Linked DNA regions of Homo sapiens: region 2 is linked to region 1. The links are chromatin contacts, found by Hi-C or POLR2A ChIA-PET in ENCODE. All regions are on one chromosome and are shown on one strand. Each heading gives the region's core, a stretch centred on a gene start or an enhancer-like site at or near the end of the contact. The rest is flanking DNA. Distances are from core to core; before and after follow the strand shown.

Evidence for each region. A loop is a pair of places that touch in the nucleus more often than their neighbours do. ChIA-PET counts read pairs that join two places held with the same protein, here RNA polymerase II (POLR2A). Pooled maps may share reads with other maps.
Region 2: POLR2A ChIA-PET joins it to region 1 with 10 read pairs in BJ. The contact joins two enhancer-like sites. A Hi-C loop is called at or near these places in 1 of 50 pooled maps. POLR2A ChIA-PET finds 5 or more read pairs at or near these places in 3 of 52 experiments (AG04449, BJ and activated T-cell).

The regions. Positions count from the first base shown.
Region 1 is chr11:3,830,586-3,834,504 of GRCh38, forward strand. The region is part of intron 1 of RHOG (ras homolog family member G); the gene reads right to left. Among named protein-coding and RNA genes, the nearest start is that of RHOG, 8.4 kb to the right of the region's middle. Within about 2 kb of position 1,251, at least 11 of the 41 ENCODE cell types and tissues checked have a DNase peak (open chromatin) inside an H3K27ac peak, as active enhancers do.
Region 2 is chr11:4,133,421-4,137,262 of GRCh38, forward strand. It overlaps RRM1 (ribonucleotide reductase catalytic subunit M1), which reads left to right. Exons shown (of 19, transcript NM_001033.5): 17 at 143-238; 18 at 1,662-1,850. Among named protein-coding and RNA genes, the nearest start is that of RRM1, 41 kb to the left of the region's middle. Within about 2 kb of position 1,616, at least 2 of the 41 ENCODE cell types and tissues checked have a DNase peak (open chromatin) inside an H3K27ac peak, as active enhancers do.

The DNA.
Region 1 (3,919 bases), core at 1-2,500:
GTCAAGGCTGCAGTGGGCTATGATCACACCACTGCACTCCAGCCTGTGCGACAGAGCAAGACCCTGTCTCAAAAAAAAAAAAATAAAAAGTAAGAGTTAATAATGTATAGAAGATGTCCAGCATGAGGTATGGCACATAGCAAGTGCCCAATAAATGGACTGCTGTATTTATGAGTGGGGTAAGTATGAGGAGTCCCAGCTCCAGCCAACATCTGGTTACCTCTGCAGGTCACAGGGCCTCGGGGAGATGAACTGCTTTTCTGAGTTCTGGAACACAGCTTCCAGAAACCCTGTGATTATTTACACTGCTATGGCAAGGATCCTTCTCTCATCAGCTACTTCCTCTTGGCCATGGGGGACTCTTGGTGGTCAATATGTGACTTCCTTTCCCTGACTGTCTCCCACAACCAGGGCCTGCTCCCTGAGAGGGGGCAGCCCTGTTTTAAACACAACCAAATCCCTGAGTATTCCTTATCCCTGGCTCCACCCAAGCACCATCAACACTAGCCCATTTTCTCCATTTCACTTGCTATACTGCAAGGCTGCACCCTGGTCTGGGAACCCCTTACCCCCCCAGCCTGGGCTCTCACCACTGGTTCAGAAGCTTCAAAAATCAATGACAAGTGGGGAAGAAAATCCCCACTGGGAAGTGGAAAAGAAACTTTCGTCATGTGGGGGCTGCAAAGGACCCAGGGCTTGGTCCCACCTCCCTCCCAGGCTACAGTTTGCCTTGGAATCAGCTGGGAGAGGAATGGTTTCACTCTATGAAGTTGTGTCTCTGGTTCACATTAAAAAATATTTCCATCCTATTTGCATGAATGAGAGAGAGTGTGTGTGTGTGTTTGTGCGCGTGCACGTGTGCATGCAACGTCAGGACATTCAGATAGAGACCCTCAGACAGTGGGTCAGGGAAGGGCATAAGGACCCTCTAGGCCAGTGGAGAGTCAAATAGAGACCTCAGACTGGAAGTTGAGAGACCTAAGTTCTAACCCCAGCTCTGCTGACTCACTATAACCAAGCATGAGGCATTTACGCTTGCTGGGCCTCAGTTTTCCTATCCAGGAATTAGAGATTAAAATGGTTGTTACAAGAGCACTAGGTGGATGAACTAAGACTTAAAGCTCCTTGGAGGCAGGGGGCATTATTTGTGCCCAGCGGATTACGTGGGAAGCCTTGACATTCAAAGCAGAACTCCTGGGCCTGTAATCTTCAGTTCCACACAGAGCAGGAGAGTGGGTGTTGACAGTATGACTGAAAAGCCCAGCACTGGGCTGGCCCAGGCAGGAAGGCAAGGAGGGAACTCCGGCTGGCTGTCACAAGGCCCAAGAGACTGGAAGTACAGCTCTCTAAAGAGGTGGTTATCAACTAGCAATCAGTAAATCAGCTCTCAAAGGAGAGGGGAAGGACAGCGTAGCTTCCGGGCTGGGAAGGGAACGAGGACCGACACTGGAAAAGGATGATGAGTATGGTAGTGTCCAGAAACAAGCAGAGCAAAGGCAGTGTGGTATAGGGCCAAGAGTACTGGATACCTGACTCTGATGTCTTGAGTTTATCTGCCGACCTTGACCCTTGATAAAAAAGCCCTCATATGGTATAAGCCTTTATAGGTCACATGTTATTATGTCATTTGACCTTTATAACAACCTGTTAGTACTATGCCTATTCTACAGATGAGGAAACAAATTCAGAACAGTAAAAGTAACTCAACATCACACAGCTAGTTAGTGTGGGAGCCAGAACACAAACCCAGTTTTGTGACCCAAAGTCCTGTGTTTTCCTTGGTGCATCATACAGTCTTCAAGTTACCCCTTACCAGCTAACTGTGTGACCTTGATCAGGTAAGTTACTGCCCTTCCTGGAGCCTCTGTTTCTTTATCTGTACAGTAGAAGTAATAATAGTACCCCTCCCAGCCTCAAGGGCAGCATCAAGGAACCTGACCATGGGAATGAATACACTTTGTAAACTGAAGTGCTGTACACACAGGAGGTGACAGGAGCAAAGCCTTTCATCCCAGAAGGCAGGAAGCACTGAGTATGCCTGTATCTGTGGTAGGGGATCAGCCCAGTCCTCCCTACTCAGGTCTAGTTCAGACCTTTATCCTCTCTCCCAAAACAACTCTTCTTTCTGAAATCCTCTGGCCTGAACTGGGTTGAATAAGTTACCATAGCCCATTTCAGGAGGGCATATAGAGTCTAAACTGTGCCAAACAGGAAGAAGGGATGTCAGTGCTGCAGGACACCAAACCAGGAGTGTGACCTATCTGGAGCGGGGTTCAACAATGACTTATTCACTAAGTGGCTTTTTCAAAAGAATCATTAAGCCCAGCTCAGTGGTGCACCTGCAGTCCCAGCTACTAGGGAGGCTGGGCCCAGGAGTGAAGGGTTGTAGTGTGTACACTAGTCAAGGTTATCGTCCCTGTGAGTAGCCACTGCACTCCAGCCTGAGCAACACAGCAAGACCCCATGTCTCAAAAAAAAAAAAAGTTATTTAGTAAATCAATGGTTGCCAATCTGTTTTGTTTTGTTTTTTCTTTTGGAGCAAGGTCTTGTTCTGTTGCCCAGGCTGAAATGCAGTGGTGCCATCACAGCTCACTGTAGTCTCAACCTCCCAGGCTCAAGGCATCCTACCTCAGCCTCCTGAGTAGCTGGGACTACAGGCAGGCACCACCACACCTGGCTAATTTTTGTATTTTTAATGCATCTTTTTGTTTGTTTGTAGAGACAGGGTCTTGCCATGTTGCCCAGGCTGGTCTTGAACTCCTGGTCTCAAGTGATCCTCCTGACTAGCCCTCCCAAAGTGCTGGGATTATGGGCGTGGGCCACCATGCCTGGCCAGATCTGTATGTTATTAGACAAATTACAATGACTTATTCTGGCTTTTTAGTCCCAATTCAGATCATGCCTGGTCCCTCATACTGGCATTCAGAGTTCTTCACAATTTGATAAGGGATATTAGAGTTACGTAGACTTGGGTTTGAATCCTAGTTCTGCCTCTTACCAGCTGTGTGACCCTGAGCTTCTGATGATTTGCCTCTCTAAGCTTCAATTTCCTTATCTTTCAAATGCAGTGGCAACGTACAGTACCTACCACATAGCACTGTTATAAGGACTAAGTGCATTAATGTATAATATGTGCACAATGTAGGTACTTTGCAAGTGTGAGTTCCCAGCTCCCTGTTCCAGAGGGATTTTCAATGTCCTCTGCAAACAAGCCAGGATCATTCTTGCCTCTGAACTTTTACTCTTTGTTTTTCCCTCTGCTGCCATTCCCTCTCCCTTCTCTAATCTTCCTTACTCCTTAAGGCCTAACTTAAGTCTCACAGTTGCATAAGGTTACTGAATTCTTCTTTGGATATCCATTGCATGGCTACCTGTCGCCCAGGTTAGAGTGCAGTGTCGCGATCTCAGCTCACTGCAATCTCCACCTCCCGGGTTCAAGTGATTCTCCTGCCTCAGCCTCCTGAGTTATTGGGATTACATGCATGTGCCATCATGCCCAGCTAATTTTTGTATTTTTAGTAGAGACAGGATTTCATCATGTTGGCCAGGCTGGTCTTGAACACCTGGCCTCAAGTGATCCACCTGCCTTGGCCTCTGAAAGTGCTGGGATTACAGGAGTAAGCCACTGCACCCATGGCCACCCCTTTTAACCCTGCTTTGGCTCTGTGTGATTCTCCTTTTCCAACAGTCATACGTAAGTTTCCCAGCTGTACATGCCCTTCAGTACTGAAGCCTTGGCTTCTCTGGACTAAATGACAAAAAAAAACCTCTAAGTATAGGGCTAGGCACACAGGACTGTACAACCATTGCCTTTTGATCTGCTTGTACCAGCCCTCATCACTGAGATATGGAGAGACTTCTCTGAAGCCCAGTATCGGACACTCCCTGCCCACCCCCCAACAGACAAGACTGCAATGCT
Region 2 (3,842 bases), core at 366-2,865, 300 kb after region 1:
GTCTTTATAAAAGATAGAATTTACCAAGCAATCTAGCATTAAATAACTCTTAAGTGATTTTAGTTTAAGCTTCAAAGCTGTAGTCTTTTCTAAGCAGTCACTGTTATTTATTTCTTCATACATTTTCTGCTTTTCCATTCAGATTGTAAATCCTCACTTATTGAAAGATCTTACCGAGCGGGGCCTATGGCATGAAGAGATGAAAAACCAGATTATTGCATGCAATGGCTCTATTCAGGTATAGAATGAAAATGAAGTGTGCTCTGCAGGGGCTGAGTTGGACATTGTGGTACCTCCTCACTCATGCTAGACAATGGAGAGAATGACTTCATTGTGTTCATCTAGGTTTTGCTTGTGTAGCTCTGTTCACCTCTGCATTGTTGTGCTAGGATTGTACACATCTTTACATAACCCTTACCATCTTGTTTTTATGCAATAATATAAAAAAGTAGTTCTCAATTTTTCTGCATCTTAGAATCAACTGGGGAGCTTTTAAAATCCTGAAGCTTAGGTTGCATTCCTTACCAATTAAATGTCTAGGAACAGGAACCAGACATCAATTTTTTTTTTTTTTTTTTTTTTTTGAGACGAAGTCTCTGTCGCCCAGGCTGGAGTGCAGTGGTGGAATCATGGCTCACTGCAACCTCTGCCTCCTAGGTTCAAGCGATTCTCCTGCCTCAGCCTCCCAAGTAGCTGGGATTACAGGTGCCTGCCACCACGCCCGGCTGTTTTTTGTATTTTTAGTAGAGACAGGGTTTCACCATATTGGCCAGGCTCCTGACCTCAGGTGATCCGCCTGCCTTGGCCTCCCAGGGTGCTAGGATTACATGCATGAGCCACCGTGCCTGGCCTCAGACATCAATAATTTTTAAAGATTCTTTTGGTGATTCCAAAGTATATCAAAATTTGGGGGATCATAGATAGAAAGACTGAAATTAAGAGAGTCAAGCTTAATTAAAAATCATGGTTGACGACTGATAGTCCAAAAGACAGAGTCACAAATCGTGTAAATATTTGCAACTAAGAGTCAAGAGGCATTTATTTGCAGATAGAGGTGTCTGGCTAAATGTTGGTCTGCTTAGCAACACAGATGAAGAGTCCTATAACAGTTCCATATTTAATGACAGAAACTGTAGCATTAGCCAGTCTGTGTGTTTTAATGAAAGTTAACCCTAGGCCTAAGAAAACCTGATTTTGGATTCCAAAGGGAGTTTGAAATCCTAGCTTATTTAAAGGGTTTTATCTCATTGCTTCCCTTGGTCCCTGTGAATTACAGCCCTTATTTTTTGTGTTTTCTGCAAAACTCAAGGGTCATTTATTGCTGCTTAGCTCTGACTTTTCCTTTCTTTAAGTGCCTCTAGAAGAATGAATGTTTGGGTCATAAATCAATTAAAAAATTAAAAAATTGGTTTATGACCAACAAAAAAGGGATGCTGAAATTACTATCACCAGATTGATATTTGGTTGGTTAGATGGGGGTTTTGTTCAACTTTCTAAATAGTCTTGGTAAACTTGATAAGGATCATATCATATGATACTGAATGGTAAGGTCAGATCTGGCAGGAAGTAAAATGAAGATCAAAGCTTGTGTCACTATTCTATTAATCATACACTGCTTTCTTTAACTGGAGTAAAGTAAACATTGGGTTTTCCTTCTTTAGAGCATACCAGAAATTCCTGATGACCTGAAGCAACTTTATAAAACTGTGTGGGAAATCTCTCAGAAAACTGTTCTCAAGATGGCAGCTGAGAGAGGTGCTTTCATTGATCAAAGCCAATCTTTGAACATCCACATTGCTGAGCCTAACTATGGCAAACTCACTAGTATGCACTTCTACGGCTGGAAGCAGGTTGGTAGAGAATATCAAGGAGTACTTAATTGCCAGCTTGAGATATTTTGGCATTGGAATGATTTTATGTTTTAGCCACCTATTAAATATTATCACCTAGAAGTTCTTTAAGTTCAAATCCAGAACGTTAAAACCAACCCATGGTTTTTGTACCAGAACAGGGTCTTGCCTTGGATTTTCTTGTTTCTGTTAGGTTTATTTCCTTCTTAGGTTTGAAACCTTGTAGTTACCTGTGATGCTTTCCTTCCTTTACTGTCCGTACAATTACCAAGTTGTGTTGATTGTTCCTTTGTATTATTTCTTAAATATCTTCCTTCCTTTTCTGCTGCTGTTATTCTAAACTGACCTTATTGCTTCTAGGATCTCTGCTCCCAGCCATTTTGTGTGCATTACCACCATTCCTCAGATAAAACTTTGCACACGTCAACCCGCTATTCAAAAACATCCATTGTTTTCTCACTTTATAAAGTGAAAGCCAGCTTACTTAGCTAGTCGTTGCCAGCTGTAAAGTCTGGTGATTTTGGATTATGTTCTTATTCCCTGATAATGTATTGGGTATTTAAGTAGAATTATAAATTTGTTTTTTAATTTAACATTTATTGAACATCTAGTATGTGCCAGGACTGAGGATACTGAATAGAAGATGATGATCTTTATCTTTGAAGTCTTATAGTCTGTTGTTACACAGAGACACAGTCTAGCTCTCTAAACAGTTATAACCTAAGGCAGACATATTGTCTTGGGCAAACCTGGAAGTCATATGCATAAAAACAAAGACAAAAGAATAAAAATGTTTGACCTTTCCAAAGAGATAAGCCTGTTTTAGGAGTGAAAAGAACAGGATATTTCTGTCTGACTCACAAAGCATTTTTGAGAGTACTCCTAGAGGAGATAGAATTCCAAGTTTAAAAAAAGTTTGATCTGGTTCATGGGAATGTATTTTATTTTATGTATGTATGTATGTATTTTGAGACAGAGACTCACTCTGTTGCCCCGGCTGGAGTACAGCGGCATGATCTTGGCTCACTGCAACCTCTGTCCTGGGTTCAAGTGATTCTCATGTCTTAGCCTCCTGAGTAGCTAGGATCACAGGTGTGTGCCAACACACCTGGCTAATTTTTGTATTTTTATTAGAGATGGGGTTTTGCCATGTTGGCCAGGCTGGTCTCAAACTCCTGGCCTCAAGCAATTCACCTGCCTCGGCCTCCCAAAGTGCTCGAATTACAGGTGTGAGCCACTGTGCCTGGCCAGGAATGTATTTTATTTTATTTTAATATTATTGTTTTATTTTATTTTATACTTTTTTAGACGGAGTCTCGCTCTGTTGCCCAGGCTGGAGTGCAATGATACAGTCTTGGCTCACTGCAACCTCAGCCTCCTGAGTAGCTGAAATTTATAGGCATGTACTACCCCTCTTGGGGGATTACAGGCATGAGCCACAGCGCCCAGCCAGGAATGTATTTTTTTGTTTGTTTGTTTGTTTGTTTTTTCTTTTTATTTATTTATTTATTTATTTTTATTGATCATTCTTGGGTGTTTCTCACAGAGGGGGATTTGGCAGGGTCATAGGACAATAGTAGAGGGAGGGTCAGCAGATAAACAAGTGAACAAAGGTCTCTGGTTTTCCTAGGCAGAGGACCCTGCGGCCTTCCGCAGTGTTTGTGTCCCTGGGTACTTGAGATTAGGGAGTGGTGATGACTCTTAACGAGCATGCTGCCTTCAAGCATCTGTTTAACAAAGCACATCTTGCACCGCCCTTAATCCATTTAACCCTGAGTGGACACAGCACATGTTTCAGAGAGCACAGGGTTGGGGGTAAGGTCACTGATCAACAGGCTCACAAGGCAGAAGAATTTTTCTTAGTACAGAACAAAATGAAAAGTCTCCCGTGTCTACTTCTTTCTACACAGACACGGCAACCATCCGATTTCTCAATCTTTTCCCCACCTTTCCCGCCCTTCTATTCCACAAAGCCGCCATTGTCATCTTGGC